Linked DNA regions of Homo sapiens: regions 1 and 2 are each linked to region 3. Evidence: chromatin contacts called from ENCODE Hi-C or POLR2A ChIA-PET data. All regions are on one chromosome and are shown on one strand. Each heading gives the region's core, a stretch centred on a gene start or an enhancer-like site at or near the end of the contact. The rest is flanking DNA. Distances are from core to core; before and after follow the strand shown. Region 1 overlaps LOC105370777 (a long non-coding RNA gene). Region 2 overlaps LOC105370777 (a long non-coding RNA gene). Region 3 overlaps LOC105370777 (a long non-coding RNA gene).

The links. A loop is a pair of places that touch in the nucleus more often than their neighbours do. ChIA-PET counts read pairs that join two places held with the same protein, here RNA polymerase II (POLR2A). Pooled maps may share reads with other maps.
Region 1: a loop to region 3 is called in a map with no recorded cell type, with 1.9 times the contacts of the local background. The contact joins two enhancer-like sites. A Hi-C loop is called at or near these places in 1 of 168 maps with a recorded cell type or tissue (endothelial cell of hepatic sinusoid), 1 of 37 single-sample maps with no recorded cell type and 2 of 50 pooled maps. POLR2A ChIA-PET finds 5 or more read pairs at or near these places in 2 of 52 experiments (BJ and T-cell).
Region 2: a loop to region 3 is called in a map of endothelial cell of umbilical vein, with 12 times the contacts of the local background. The contact joins two enhancer-like sites. A Hi-C loop is called at or near these places in 1 of 168 maps with a recorded cell type or tissue (endothelial cell of umbilical vein), 1 of 37 single-sample maps with no recorded cell type and 2 of 50 pooled maps. POLR2A ChIA-PET finds 5 or more read pairs at or near these places in 1 of 52 experiments (endothelial cell of umbilical vein).

The regions. Positions count from the first base shown.
Region 1 is chr15:39,271,498-39,276,152 of GRCh38, reverse strand. The region is part of intron 1 of LOC105370777 (a long non-coding RNA gene); the gene reads left to right. Among named protein-coding and RNA genes, the nearest start is that of LINC02915, 23 kb to the right of the region's middle. RefSeq lists enhancers at 286-785, 786-1,287. Within about 2 kb of position 2,077, at least 4 of the 41 ENCODE cell types and tissues checked have a DNase peak (open chromatin) inside an H3K27ac peak, as active enhancers do.
Region 2 is chr15:39,361,125-39,365,588 of GRCh38, reverse strand. All of the region lies in intron 1 of LOC105370777 (a long non-coding RNA gene), which reads left to right. Among named protein-coding and RNA genes, the nearest start is that of LINC02915, 110 kb to the right of the region's middle. Within about 2 kb of position 2,633, at least 3 of the 41 ENCODE cell types and tissues checked have a DNase peak (open chromatin) inside an H3K27ac peak, as active enhancers do; they include endothelial cell of umbilical vein, where a contact is called at or near this core.
Region 3 is chr15:39,137,406-39,142,160 of GRCh38, reverse strand. All of the region lies in intron 1 of LOC105370777 (a long non-coding RNA gene), which reads left to right. Among named protein-coding and RNA genes, the nearest start is that of LINC02915, 110 kb to the left of the region's middle. Within about 2 kb of position 1,705, at least 7 of the 41 ENCODE cell types and tissues checked have a DNase peak (open chromatin) inside an H3K27ac peak, as active enhancers do; they include endothelial cell of umbilical vein, where a contact is called at or near this core.

The sequences.
Region 1 (4,655 bases), core at 828-3,327, 130 kb before region 3:
TATTTTGACAAAGGAGAGGCAGAAAAAGACAAAGGCTATGATAGCATGAGAAAGCTACTAGGAACAGTTTTCCCTGTGATTTGTAAACCTGTAACTAAACCTCCAGGCTTTTGGTTCAAGGAGCTGTAAGGATTAAACATCCCCGAATACAGTTATTTTAACCAAATGACTCGACGATGAAACAGGTTTAATAATATGCATAATTATTGTGTCATGGGAATTAAATACTAGGATAAAGAATTTACAGAAAATATATCATATTTTATACATATTTATATGTATCTTTTTGTAATACACATGATATATACTACAAAAATTATAATTACTACCATATCTAGCTCAGAAAATCTTTAGATTTTTTTAAAATTATGAGAATGATTAAGGATCCTAGAAGACTATCAATATCAGCATTTTTCCTTGATGCTTCACTTAATGGAAATTGGTGCCATCCTAAATTAAATGTTAAATAGTAAGTGTTGTATTCCTTGCTCTTTGTTTCTGTCAGATATTAGGGACAGAGACAAGTTATCAGCCCCTCCATCTCTGCTCCAACTCTCTGAAACCTTTATGAGGACCTCATGTTCCCTTAACTGGAGGCAAAGCCCTTTCCTTCCAGCAGCAGCGAGGAGAGGCGGTGAACACGCAGGGTGATGGCCTCTCAACCCCCTGCCATGTGGCTGGCTCACAGCCTTCTCAGCTTGCATGTGAAAAAGGAGTTTATGGGCCACCTGATGGCCCTGGCTCTGAAGAGATGGAAGAAACAAGGGGTCTTCTAAGCGTCAGGAAGCTGATGCTGTCTGTTGAGAGGCTTCTCTGACATCACTCCCTCACCTTCTACCACCCTGCTCACCTGCCTCCAGGCTCTAGCAACTGGGCTACTTGCCGCGGGCCTCTAGGCCAGCATGGAAATCCCCACAGCAGAGGGAAATCCCAGCAGAGGCCTAGGGTCCCCAAGGATAGCATGCAGGCCTGGAGGGGCTGGGGAGAGGGGCAGGAGGGCCAGCTGCTTCCCACTGCTGCCTCAGGAAAATGAGGCAGAACTAGACTATCCTAAAGACCTTACTGATTTTCACTGAACTTCTGTTCAGCTTTTGTTGGCCCTTATCTTCTGGTCTCCTGTAAGATTTTTTTCTGGGCATCAAGGATTGGACTAACCAAGCTTCACCTTTTGTTTTTGTTACTTGTGTGTTTCGTCTCTTTTCCTCAAATATCAGGTTAGGGTGTGTGGCGGTGACATTACTTCTTCAGCTATTTATCTTTCTATAATATTTCCATAGTCCTCTCCCTATTTCTCTGCAGTTTCAGCCTTTTTTGTTTGTTGTTTGTTTTTGAGACAGGGTCTCATTCTGTCACCCAAACTGGAGTACAGTGGCACGATCATAGCTCACTGCAACCTTTGCCTCTGGAGGTTCAAGCCATTCTCCCACCTTAGCCTCCTGAGTAGCTGGGACTACAGGTGCATATCACCATGCCTGGCTAATTTTTGTATTTTTAATAGAGATGAAGTTTCACCATGTAGCCTAGGCTGGTCTTGAACCCCTGGGTTCAAGCGATCTGCCTGACTCAGCCTCCCAACGTGGTAAGATTACAGGCATGAGCCACTGCATCTGGCCTCTGCAGGTTCAGCTTTTAATATTTTGCACGAGTTCATCAGGTCAAATTTTAGTTGTGTTCCAAATAGAATACAAAACATTCTGGTAATTGACGAGTACAGTGTTTCTCAATCATAGCTGCTTATTAGAATCACTAGGTGGACGAGGCTATTTGAAAATCCTGGTACCCAGGCTGTACACTCTGGTCCAGTGAGACCAGAATCTCTGGTTGTGCAATCCAGGTAGTCTGTACTAAGAAACAGTGCTCTCATGGCAAGTAATACCTTTATGTGGCACACTAATATTTGTCTTTGCTGTTTTATCTTAAACCAACATTTACCACATCCTCAAAGGATACATTAGAATATTAATTGGCAAAGAGTATAGCCATGCAGAAACTGAATTATATCATGGTCTCCATTGCAGTCTGTAAATACTTCTGAGGTCGTGTTGGCAGAATGCCTTTCAGTGTCCTTGTATTTGCTAGCTGCTTTGGTGGCTGACAGCCTAAAAGAGACTTGCCTCAGGAGAGCAAATAAGAAAAAACAAATAAAACTGTAGATATGGATGTCGTCACATTTCAAAGACTGCTGGCCCATTATGTAAAATGCAATGACACATTATTACAAATATTTACCTTAATTTTTCCCCCCTGTAGTCTTTGTTCTCATTTAAACACTGAATGGCCATTGACTTCTTTTGAAAAAGAAAAAGAAAAATGGTAAGTCTTTCACTACCTTTCTCTTCAGACTTGACTTAGATTTCCTAGTCCCGCTGTTTGAGATGACTTGATTGCCTCTGTTTCAAGCTCTGTGGTTCATTTCTTCAGCCTCTAAGCTGTTTCAGCTTCCTTTAGGCCATGGATAGAAAGCTGGTGAAAATCGGCAAATATTTTGCATAAATAGTTGTTGGACCCCAAACCTCCACAAACCAACTTTTGAGTTTTTTTCTTTTTAAGGAGAAATGGGTAGAGAAGTGAGAACCAGTTTTATGGATCTGGTGCCTAGCAAGGTGCCTGGCAGGCAGTCTGAGAGCCCCAGATATTTGTTGAGAACCTGAAACACAGTGCTCGATGGAGTTCTCCTCTATTTCTAATCGCGGATGGTATTCGGGGGTTAGCAAGCAGAAAGAATTTCCCGGCATGAGAGAGGTAAAAGGGAAGAATGTCTCATCCAGAATTTTGGCAATTCCATTTTAGAATTTTCTTTTAATTGGAGGGGCATATTGTTTGTTTGCTTTTTAAAGAAAAGAATCACAGTTATTTTAGGATGTGTGATCCTGGAAGATATTATATTCAGATCTATTTAAAAGAAAAACATTTAACTTTTTTCCAAGACTCAGTCCCTGCTCTAAGTTTTCTCATAGTGCGTAAGTTTGTCAGGCATGTTTCTATATTCATTGGAAAGAATAAATGACAGTTGGAAATAGAAGGATTGGGGCAGCTGCAAATGACAGGCAGGCTGCACACTGGAAATGCCATGGGGTAGAATTCCTGAGACTGCAGTACAAGCAGTATTCCCTAGACCTGTGAACTTCAGTGGTCCTGAGAAGGAGACTGGACCTTCTTCATGCCAGTAATGACAGTGAAGAATCACAGTTGTCATTTCCACCTCTGCTTACAATATTCGGTTGACTAGTGTTTAAGGGTATTCAGTAATTGTATTCTCAGATCTGGTCCATGCATTGCTACCTTAGTCCACTTTAGGGGTAATAGCATAGGCATAGGAAGAACATCTACTGACCTGGTAGAAAAGATGCTCTGATAACATATGCATCGTTTATTTGGACAATAATAACATTCCAAGGAGCAAAGGTCAGACTGTGCCTTTCATCATTTTCTCAGACAGTCTTCTTTTAGCCACAGCACCTCAGCTGGGGCAACCATGAAGTACAGCTAATTTTCCAGTAGAGGACAGAACTGTGGTTTGCTATGTAGAATAATCTCAGCCTGCTATAATTAATATTATTTTTCTCCCTGTTCTTCCTGTCATTCCCATCATGATATAATAGCTCACTACTACCCAAGAGTCACAGAAAACTAGATAACTAGATGGAATTGTTTGGCCTGGTCCTCTGGATAAACATCTCTTGCCATTGTCACACTGAGGGTCCCCTCTTAGCCCAGTCACCTGGTTTCTCCATATGATTCTGGAATCTGGTTGTCTGTTGGACTCTCATAGAAGTTCCTCTGGAGGAAAGACCGTCCACTCAGTCTACAGCCAAGCCAGGATAGGATAGGTATGAAGAGTGCTGGGTTTTCAGGAAGCAGGAGAAAGATCACCAGGCTGAGGGGCTTCCCCAGGTCCTTTCTGAAAACAGATTTGCTAGATCCTCATGACAGTTCAAACTGAGTGTTTAAGGACTTGTACTCATATACTGAATATTATGTCTCTATAATCAGGGGAGTGGACAAGGTATAGAACATAATGTCAGACATAAGTCTCCCCATTCTGGGAATTTATAGCCTGCTGAAAAAATTTCCATGAAATTATTAAACACCAGTGTCTTGGAGGATGTCCCCAGTGTATTTGGAATGACCAGGAAGATGCTGTGGAGGAAGCAGGATTTGAATTGGGCCTTGAAACCTGAACAGACTGTGCCTGGGTGGAGGGACGGGAAGAACTAACTGCATAGTAGTAGACTGCAATAGCTTGGACCAAACCTGAGGTTCAGAGCTCATGCTGGGAAAGTGGACCCACTATAGTGACTTGTACACATTTGTCCAGGGAGATAACGACTGTGCCTAGAGGACTGGCAAGGCTTTGGTCTTTCACTAGAATATGTCCTCGGACCCACTGTAAACCCATTCCAGCATGTTTTGCTAAGGGCAGGATGTCCTGGAGCATGTACAGCAACAGACAGAATGACAGAACAGGACATAGGGAGCTATCTATTACCACTCATACTAACAGCATCTTGCTTGCCATTTGGCTTGACTTAATTTCTTTTGAGCTCTGTGCCTATCTGTGGGTTGGAGACAATTTGTGTTGTTGCTCCTTTGTGGAGCTTCTCCTCCCCCCGAGGAAGAAAGCATCATTTATATCCAGGACAGCTCTCCAGATT
Region 2 (4,464 bases), core at 1,384-3,883, 220 kb before region 3:
CACAGTAATCATAAAGTTCTCATAAATTCTCAGAAAATTTTCATAAAATTCTAAGTTGTATGCAAAATCAGAAACAAAAATAATCCTTTTAAATTTACTGTTTGTATTTGCTACCTACTTTCAGGATCTAGTAACATAACACACTTTTATTGCCTCTGTGAACCACAATGCACATGCCGTACTGTCTACCGCCAACAGGAAAAAACTACTTCTTGACACATGCAATTTAACAATAATTGCAGGGACCATTCATGTCTGAGTCCTAGAACTGGAATTTCCTGCATTATGGATATTTCATGTTGGAAATGTTGCTGGTTTGGCAGAGTAAAAAATAGATGGCTTTGGCTCTGTTGGGAAATAACACCCTGAACTGGATCACTGTGACATTCTAGAGGTTTAACCTATAAATTTGGTTAGCTGGAGGATGAGAATCTTTGTTAGATATCTGTAGATGTGCTATAAAAGAGTTACAAATTGGCTGTACATTTTAAAATCCTTTTTAGGAAAAAATGAGGAAAAAGCATCTAAGCTGTTAATTTATGTAACAATTTATCTTACATGATGGTGGTATCAGTAGTTGTCCAAGAAGAGACAGCTATGTCACAGGTTATGCCCATCAATAACCAAATAATTCAGTCAAATGCTTGTGATACGATGGGCCTGTGCTAGGGATGAGAACACAGTGTCCAGTAAGACAAAGGGTAGTGCTCCAAGAGATGATACACCAGTGAGTTTAGCCTCAGCAAATCTTTCAGTAGTCATCAAGTTAGATATTGCTTGTGAAGGTGGGTTGTATTCTAAGTTAAAAGATAATTGAGCTCCTAAACTTGCATAATAGTGTGGCAACTTCTACTTGGGCAGATATTTAGAACTAGGGTGATCATATAAGTTATCACCGAAACTGGGGTAGTTTTGGATAGAAAGGAGGGGCTGCTCCTAATTATTCTGGGGCAGGAGGCATAAACCAGGGAAGTACCAACCTATATATGGTCACCCTATCTAAAACCAGAGATGTTTGTTTAATAATGTACACTACTCAATTTGAAACTTTCAACAGGTGGAGAAACAGCAATTTATCTGCTTTCCTTAGTGACTGGCCAACAGAAGTGACATTTAATAGAAGTATGATATTCATTCTTCCAGGTGTCTCAAGTTCATCATTTCCTGATGATCAGGAAAGATCAGAAATCCACATCAATGAATCACATTAGCTGTCTTCTTAGATGATACTTTCCTGCTTGGAGCCTGTATTAAATGTCAGTATGAGAGAGAGCTGTGCAACCATGTGACTTTGCCTCTCTGTTTGTGATAAAAATATTGTTGAAGATTTTTCCCATTGTGTCATTTAATGGCACTTAAAAGAGTCCACATGATTTCTCCTAGGATGTTTGTTCTCTTTTCAAGAATAAATGAGCTTCTTTCTGTCAGATAGTGATTTAGATAGGCTTCCCGTTTGTCCTTTAATGTCTGGCTCCCAGTGTTCAGTCATAAGAATCCATCGCTGAGGTGAAGCATTCATATTTTGCTAATTTTTGTGTTTGGCTCTATTTCTTTTTTTATGTGTCATTGTGTTTCTTCTGAATTAGTTACATTCCTGAAACTTGACCTTTAGTGTTTAATGTTGCTTCATCATCAAATAAAGTTTGAACTTTTGACCTGGTACTCATGGTCCCACGTGTCTGATCCCAAACTCCTGGTCATTCTTATTTGCTGCTACTGCTCCTCATGTGCCCTTTCTCCAACTGAACTATTTGCTCTCCCCAGTACATGCCTCCTATTTTCTTGCCTTCATGCCGATGTTCGTGCTGTTCCCACTATTTGGGGACCTGAGGAAAATTGAAAAGTGTATTAACAGCTATAGCGGGATATGGAGCAGAAAGTTTATAGGGGAAGAATAAGATTGTCCATCAGAACGTTTGGAACCCATTGGAAGAGAAAATGTGAAACACCCTGAGCCCTTCTTTACTGCACGTGCTCTGGCATGATGCCATTATCCTTTCCATATGGGAAGACTTGTCCTTGAAAGTTCACCTTTTGAATGTGCAGAGACTCATTTTTGTTCTTATTTGTCTGGGGTGTGGGAGAAAGGGGGCGGCACGGAGATGGTGTTGAGAGGGCAGGAGTCACACAGATCATGTGTTGGGCACAGGCGTGCTAAAGCCATCTGTTTCTCTTTGGATAGTCATCCAAAACCTTTTAGGCATTTGCCACCCCACACCCCACCTCCCAAAGCCAAAAGCTTGCGCATATGCCCCAAGGAATAGGATCCCAGGAATTTACCTCATGTTTATAATCCTATAATCTTCTTGGGTGGGGAGGAGAGAATGGGAAGCCATTGGAGTTATTCCTGAATATGACCAGGCATTTGGGGTCTGAATGTTTTTGAGAAGTCATGAGAGAAAAATGTGAAAAGAAAATACGTATGGGGCAATATTCACAAACTCTGATTTTTTCCATGACCCCTTCTTTATTTATTTCCTCCTTTTTTGTTTTTCTTGTGCATTTTGTAGGATAGAGTCTTGGCTCTATTTCAAGCACATTGCAGAGGAATGGTGGAAAGGGATTGCGGTTAGCTAGGTTATCCTGAAAAACAACAAAGAAATTGAATACTCAACTTGGCAGTGGCCCAGACGTCTTCCAGTGGATAGTGGTCTGCTATAAGCACAAAAGACCCACGCACAGGGGCTTGAAAATGTGGTTAGGCCTATTTACTTTTCAGCACAGAAGGAAATTAGAAACAGAGGTCTGGATTGCCACTGAGAGGCAATTTTGAGTTAATTAATGAAGCGAGGGAATCCAATGGCAGTAACAGAGTCAGTTTTCCACTTTGGGCCTGGAAGCAGGACCTCAAGTGATTCTAGTAATCTGAATCTTGTGTGGCTGCCCAGGGAGCTGTCTGCCATTTCAACACACCTGGCTGCAACATTGTAGAATGCAGACCTCCTTACCTGTTTTTGTATTGTGCTGTCACTAGTGGTTAGAAAATATTTTGCGAAGGTAGCTGTACAGTGACAATGGCACTGAGAAATATTTACATGTTAATTATGATGACAGCAGTTAGGGTAATGGTTAAATGTTAGAGAAAAGTCATAAAGACCAAGACTGTGAAATAAGATGACAATATTGATACTGACAGATAAATCTTAAAATAATCTTTCTGCTAGTTGGCAAGTTCACTATAGATAGAGGTCGTGTCTTGCCCAGCTTTGAGCCAACAGTGCCTAGCACACTGAAAGCGTCAATAAATGAATGAAACTCTTCTCATTTGTCTCCTGGCCCTTGAATTGTCCTCTTACAGATGTGAATCTAGTGGTTAAACTATCTTTTTTTTTTTGAGACGGAGTCTCACTCTGTCATCCAGGCTGGAGTGTAGTGGTGCTATCTTGGCTCACTGCAACCTCTGCCTCCCGGATTCAAGTGATTCTCCTGCCTCAGCCTCCCTAATAGCTGGGATTCCAGGTGTCTGCCACCACAACTGGCTAATTTTTTTTTTTTTATTTAGTGGAGACGGAGTTTTACTATGTTGGCCAGGCTGGTCTCAAACCCCTGACCTCGTGATCTGCCCGCCTCATCCTCCAAAGTGCTGGGATTACAGGCATGAGCCATCATGCCCGGCCTGGTTAAAATATCTTTAAAATGTCTTTGAGAGAATATTTTATAGCCAACTCAGTAACTTCTACTCCCGATGCTTATATTCTTAAAGCATTCATTTTGCATTTTAACCTACATCCTACCTGCCGTTATTCAAAACTTTTGTTTTGTTCCGTCCTTCATGAAACTAAATGTCTCCATCTTCCATATAAAGTGGTCTCCTAAGTTAAGTAAATGGTCCAAGTGAGCCACTGCTGTCCTCAAACAGTGAGAGGACCCAGCATACATGAGTCACAAAGCCACATGAATGACAGACACACACATACACACACACACGCATAATGTGTTCTAGAGAAGCAACAATGAAAAACATGTACATGACTATGTGGATGTTTCCTTGGCTAGTATGTTTTTCTGTTGATGCTTTGCTTCTAAATAATATTGAGCTCCTAATCTTGCATAATAGTGTAGCAACTTTTTAACTTTTAGGGGTTAGTTTTTAATTTTCTTGTACCTTTTTAATTTGAAAAATGTCAAACTTAAAAGAGGAAATTCCTATATACTCTTCCTCCCCCCAGGTTATCACCATTTCATTTGATTTTGTTCTCTTTCTCTGCATGTGTTTTTCAATCTTTTTTTTTCATTATTGTTCCCTCAAGGAGGCATTTTAGACCTTTTTTTCCCTAATTACCCCATGGAAGTTTAAGACCACAGACATATCGTGTATCTGTTTGTGTAGTGTGGCCTTTTGGGGAGCCACAAACCATTGTATCTAAGAAATTTCTATCCCCTAAGAGCCGATGTTTACCCTCTAATTTGTCTGTATCACTTGAGAGTAAGTTGGAGACATAGTGTACTTTCCCCTAAATATTT
Region 3 (4,755 bases), core at 456-2,955:
TGACATCATATGGGCAAATTGTAAGTTTCTACCGATTGAGTTGGAGTTTTGCTAATGATAGCTTCAATGTGGTGTTTGTATCTTTACCACAGGAACTTAGACATTAATCCACCCTTTCCTTCATATTACCATCTCAGTGCCACTCCGCACATCCCAATTCCAACCGCTGGGTCATGGCAACCTCTAGAAGTCAGGACTAAGCATAGAATAAAACCTTGTCTCAAAGTCTTTTGTTTTCGTTTATTTGTTTTTTAAAGCAGTGCTTTGCCCTTTGGGAAGTATGTATGCGAAAGGCAGGGCAAAAACCAGCAATCCTTGCTTAAGAAGTAGGGGTATTTGCTCTGCCTCTGGTTTCCAGTGTCTGTTCTTCAGAGGCCTGGGCAGCTTCTCCTGAAGCTGAACACCATCTCCTAATGCCAACACCCAGAGCTTCTCTTTTCTCACCATAGCCAGCCCATAACATGTGAATGAGAGCAAGAGTATCCCAAATGAAAACAAATATATTCAAATCACTGCTTCAGGAGTGCACCCGAATCCTCTACTTTCTCTATACAGAGCTGGTTAAATATTACACTCTTTGAACTTCATCTGCAAAATAATGATCATCTCCTTCACATGTTTGCAGTAAAAAGTAAACAGTAAATATCTGAAAATGTAGAGCCCAGTGCCTAACTGGTAATAAGTAATCAATTCATGATCATTTCTAACTTTTCTTACTTCAGCTTCTTTTCAATTCCAATACCCCTGTGCACCCCCCGCTCTGCCCACCCACCCACACCTTGTCTGTGGCTTTCAGTGTCCTGATTGCCAGGTCAGGCTGCTGACCTTAGACAGGCTTTCCCACTCTCTCCTGCTGCGCCAGCACTTCTCAGCCCCAGCTGGAGAGGTTTTAGAACCATCTTTCCCCTCAGTGTTCTGCCAGCTTGCCCCACGACTGCCTAGTTCCATCTAGCCCCAGCCCATTTTTGTTTTATGCTTGTGGCTATTGGTAGCAAAAAATCAGTGGCTACACTAGCTGGAGACTGTCAAGGCCAGCTCGAGGAACCAAGAGCAGACTGGGATCTGGAGAGTACATGTGAGTGTGTATGTGTGATGTGTGATGTGTGTGTGTGTGTGTGTGTGTATGTGTGAAAGAGAAGTTGGGTGAGAGTGAAGGTGTGCAAGCAAATGTGACTAAAAGTATTATACAATGTGTTAGTAAGAAGTTTGAATGTAGTAATACATAAGGCAGAGGATGAACAGGTGTGAATGATACAGAAGAAGGGACATAAAGAGAAGCCAGTGGGATATGTCATCGAATTAAGTTGAAAAAAGGAGAAAAATGTTTGTAGGAATGTAGTGGGGAAGGAAAAAATAGTATTAAAATATATGGAGTTATATGTGAAAACACGTATGTGTGTGTGTATGTATATATGTGTAAATTTTATAAAATTAAGTCATGAAAAATAGATTGCTTGTTCCGAAGCTTAGTAAGTTAGGGGTCAATTCAGGAAAAATCCGTACTGTTATATATGCAACTCTCCTTTTCTAGGGGATAAATGTAGCCCCAGTTAAACAATCTATATATAGAAAAGACCAGCACCCTTAAGAGAGGAAGGCTTGATTCATGAGTAACGATGGCCAGTGTCCATTCCAGGAAAGCCAGCATCTGCTCTTAACCACAATCCCTTAAGGCTGGATGCCATAGCCATATATGGAGTGCTATAGGGAAAGGAAGGGAGTCTCTTTCTGGAGTCCCCACAGATGCTGTAAGTGGCATCCAGCCTATCTTCAAGTCAGCTCAAATTCAGAGGAAAGGGGTTCTGTTTTGATAGGGACCAACTAGACCCAACAGAAGGAAACAGACACATGAGCACAGGCCAACTTGCTGAAGGAACATTGCTTGGTTTCCTTTTTCTGTAGAAAGGAGCCAGTGTTCTGTGGTGTGCTGCCTTCTGTGTCTCAGAAGGTATGTTGTTTTCTGATCCTAACTCTGTTATCATCCTGTTTGCACTTGGTGACTCACAACAGATGCTCTGGCTTTCCCACAGCTGTGCTCTTATCACTGCAGGGCGAGCAGAGCAGCAGTCACATCTGCGTGGTCCTGACCTTACCCTCCTGGGGCTGCTCCTATGCCAGCCATTCCCAGTTTAGAGGGGCTGTAATAGCGTTTCCATGGTACTGAAGACAATTCACAGGAAAATAGTTTATTTGAATAGCAAATGCTTTGACCAGGTTCTGGACTGTGGAAAGCCCCTAGTACAGTGACAACATTAACCACACAAACAACAAGTATTAGTACTATTACTATTACATTATTATTACTATACAGGGAAATGAACCAACACCACCATGAATCAAACATTTTCCTGGAATTTTAGCATCTGATTTGGAAACATATTTCTTATTAGTTGACAAAAGACAAAAGGAAACTTCAGTAATATCTCTATAGCCTTATAAAAAATGAATGCAGAAATATGTTTGAATGTCCTGCTATCCAATTTTCCTCATGGTATGCAACAACGCCACTGTGGCAAATATTAGAGGAGAGAAAGCAGAAAGTAGCTCCAAGGCAAATTCCAGCCAAGGGCCATTTTATCATATCTTTTTCTCTGTGTCACTTTGGGTTTTGGGAAATCTTTTTTTTTTTTTTTTGATTTTTTTTTTTAATTATACTTTAAGTTTTAGGGTACAAGTTGTATATCCAAAAGAGATTTTGAAGGGTTAACAGTGTCATTGATTAATCACCCTTAATGTTCAGTTGTCTCACAATCCCAAGGCATTATGAAACCTCTTGTAAGTAAATAAATTGTCATTTTATTTTAATGGTTTTGAGACAATTGTAGACTCACAAGCTATTGTAAGAAATAATATAAAGAATTTCCACATTCCCTTTACCTAGTTTGCCCCAACTCGCAAAAGTTCTGTGCAAAACCACAATTAAATATCAACCAGGATATTGGCATTGACACAACCCATTGATCTTATCTAGATATTCAGACTTCCCTAGCTTACCTATACTCATACTCATTTGTATATTTACTCCTATGTAATTCTATCACATGCATAGGTTTGTGTCTCTATCACTTGAGTCAAGATACAGGACAGTTCCTTTACCAGAAGGATCTCTTTTACATTGCTCAAATCAAAAGAACATTTCTCATTGAGTGGTACAAGGGAATACCTGTAATTGAGGAATTAAAAAAGAGTGAGGAAAAAACTCACACCTTGACCTTGTAAATCAGTGATTATTATGCTTAGGTAGAACATTTAATCAAACAGTTCTTTTTCTTCACCTTTAATTCACTTAGCAATCATTTTGGAGGGAGTGTGCTAGACATTAAAAAAAATTATTAACACACATGGTTCTGGCCAGGCATGGTGGTTCATGCATATAATCCAGCACTTTGGGAGGCCAAGGTGGAAAGATCCCTTGAGTCTCAGAATTTGAGACCAGCCTTGGCAACATAGTGAGGCCCCCATCTCTACAGAAAATAAAAAAAAATTAGCTGGGCATGATGACACACACCTGTAGTCCCAGTTACTTGGGAAGCTGAGGTGGGAAGGACTGCTTGAGCACAGGAGTTTGAGGCTGCAGTGAGCCACGATTGCACTACTGCACTTCAGCCTGGGCAACAGAGTGAGACCTTGTCTTAAAAGTAAATAAGTAAAGACACGTGGTCCTTCAAAGAGAGAGGTATAAACAACCAATGGTATTTTGATAAATACTTTAATGGAAGAATGTACAAAGAACCAGGAGAAACAATATTCATTTGACTAACATTTGTAGTCAACTAACACCAGTAGAAACAATAGTCAGTCAACTAACATTTGTAAAAAGTTGGGACAGATTTATCCTAGCACATTGCTTTTCTGGCAGGGACGATGTTCCTTTCGCTCTCTACACAATTCTTATCAAATCTCAATGGAGACCAAACACACACAGAGGAATGTAAAAAGCTGGAAAAAGGTCACGAATATACCCCCAAACCTCTTTGGATTGAAATGATTTTCAAAGGGTGAAGACTATGAAATTGTTCAGCAAGGACCCCACTAATAAGTCTGTCACACTTAGGGAATTTTTGCATTTTTATCTCCAGCACTTTCATAAACCTATCAAATTAGTCAGAACACACATGGTTAGATACCATTGAATTAAAAGAATGAATGCTGCTTTTGCCTTGTCTTGAGGAAGTTTTCAATGTTTACGCTAAAAATTAGTGAAACCCAAATTATCTGGTATATATCTGAAAAATCTGACGTTCATGTTCCAGAGATAACAGTGTTTATGTGTGTTTGTTTCTTCCTTCAAAACTGTACTAATAACATCTATTTGTGGGAGAGGGGGCTTCTTAGCTGTATAGAAGTAACATAAACATGGTGCTGTACAGACTAAGTGGAGAGTTGGGATATTCAAATCAACCAGTTAAACAACAGTAAATGCAGTAAGTCATGAAGAGAGAGAGAAATGTGCATGGCTTATGATATGGGTGAATGAAGGTAGGACTTGAATCCAGCCCAGGTGTTGGATAGTGAGAGAGCAGGGAGGAAGTATGTCCCTTGAGAGATAAATTACATAAGCAGGTTAGAAAATGAGAATTATATTCAAGAACAGTGAGAGTCCAGGTCAGTTGAGAGTGTGGAACTCAAATCAGGAATCATGAGATTGGTGGGCTCTAGGATCTGATGGCTCAGATTCAAAACCCAGATATACCACTTACTGGATGTATAAATTGGGGAATGAATTAACCTCTCTCTGCCTCAATGTTGTCACTT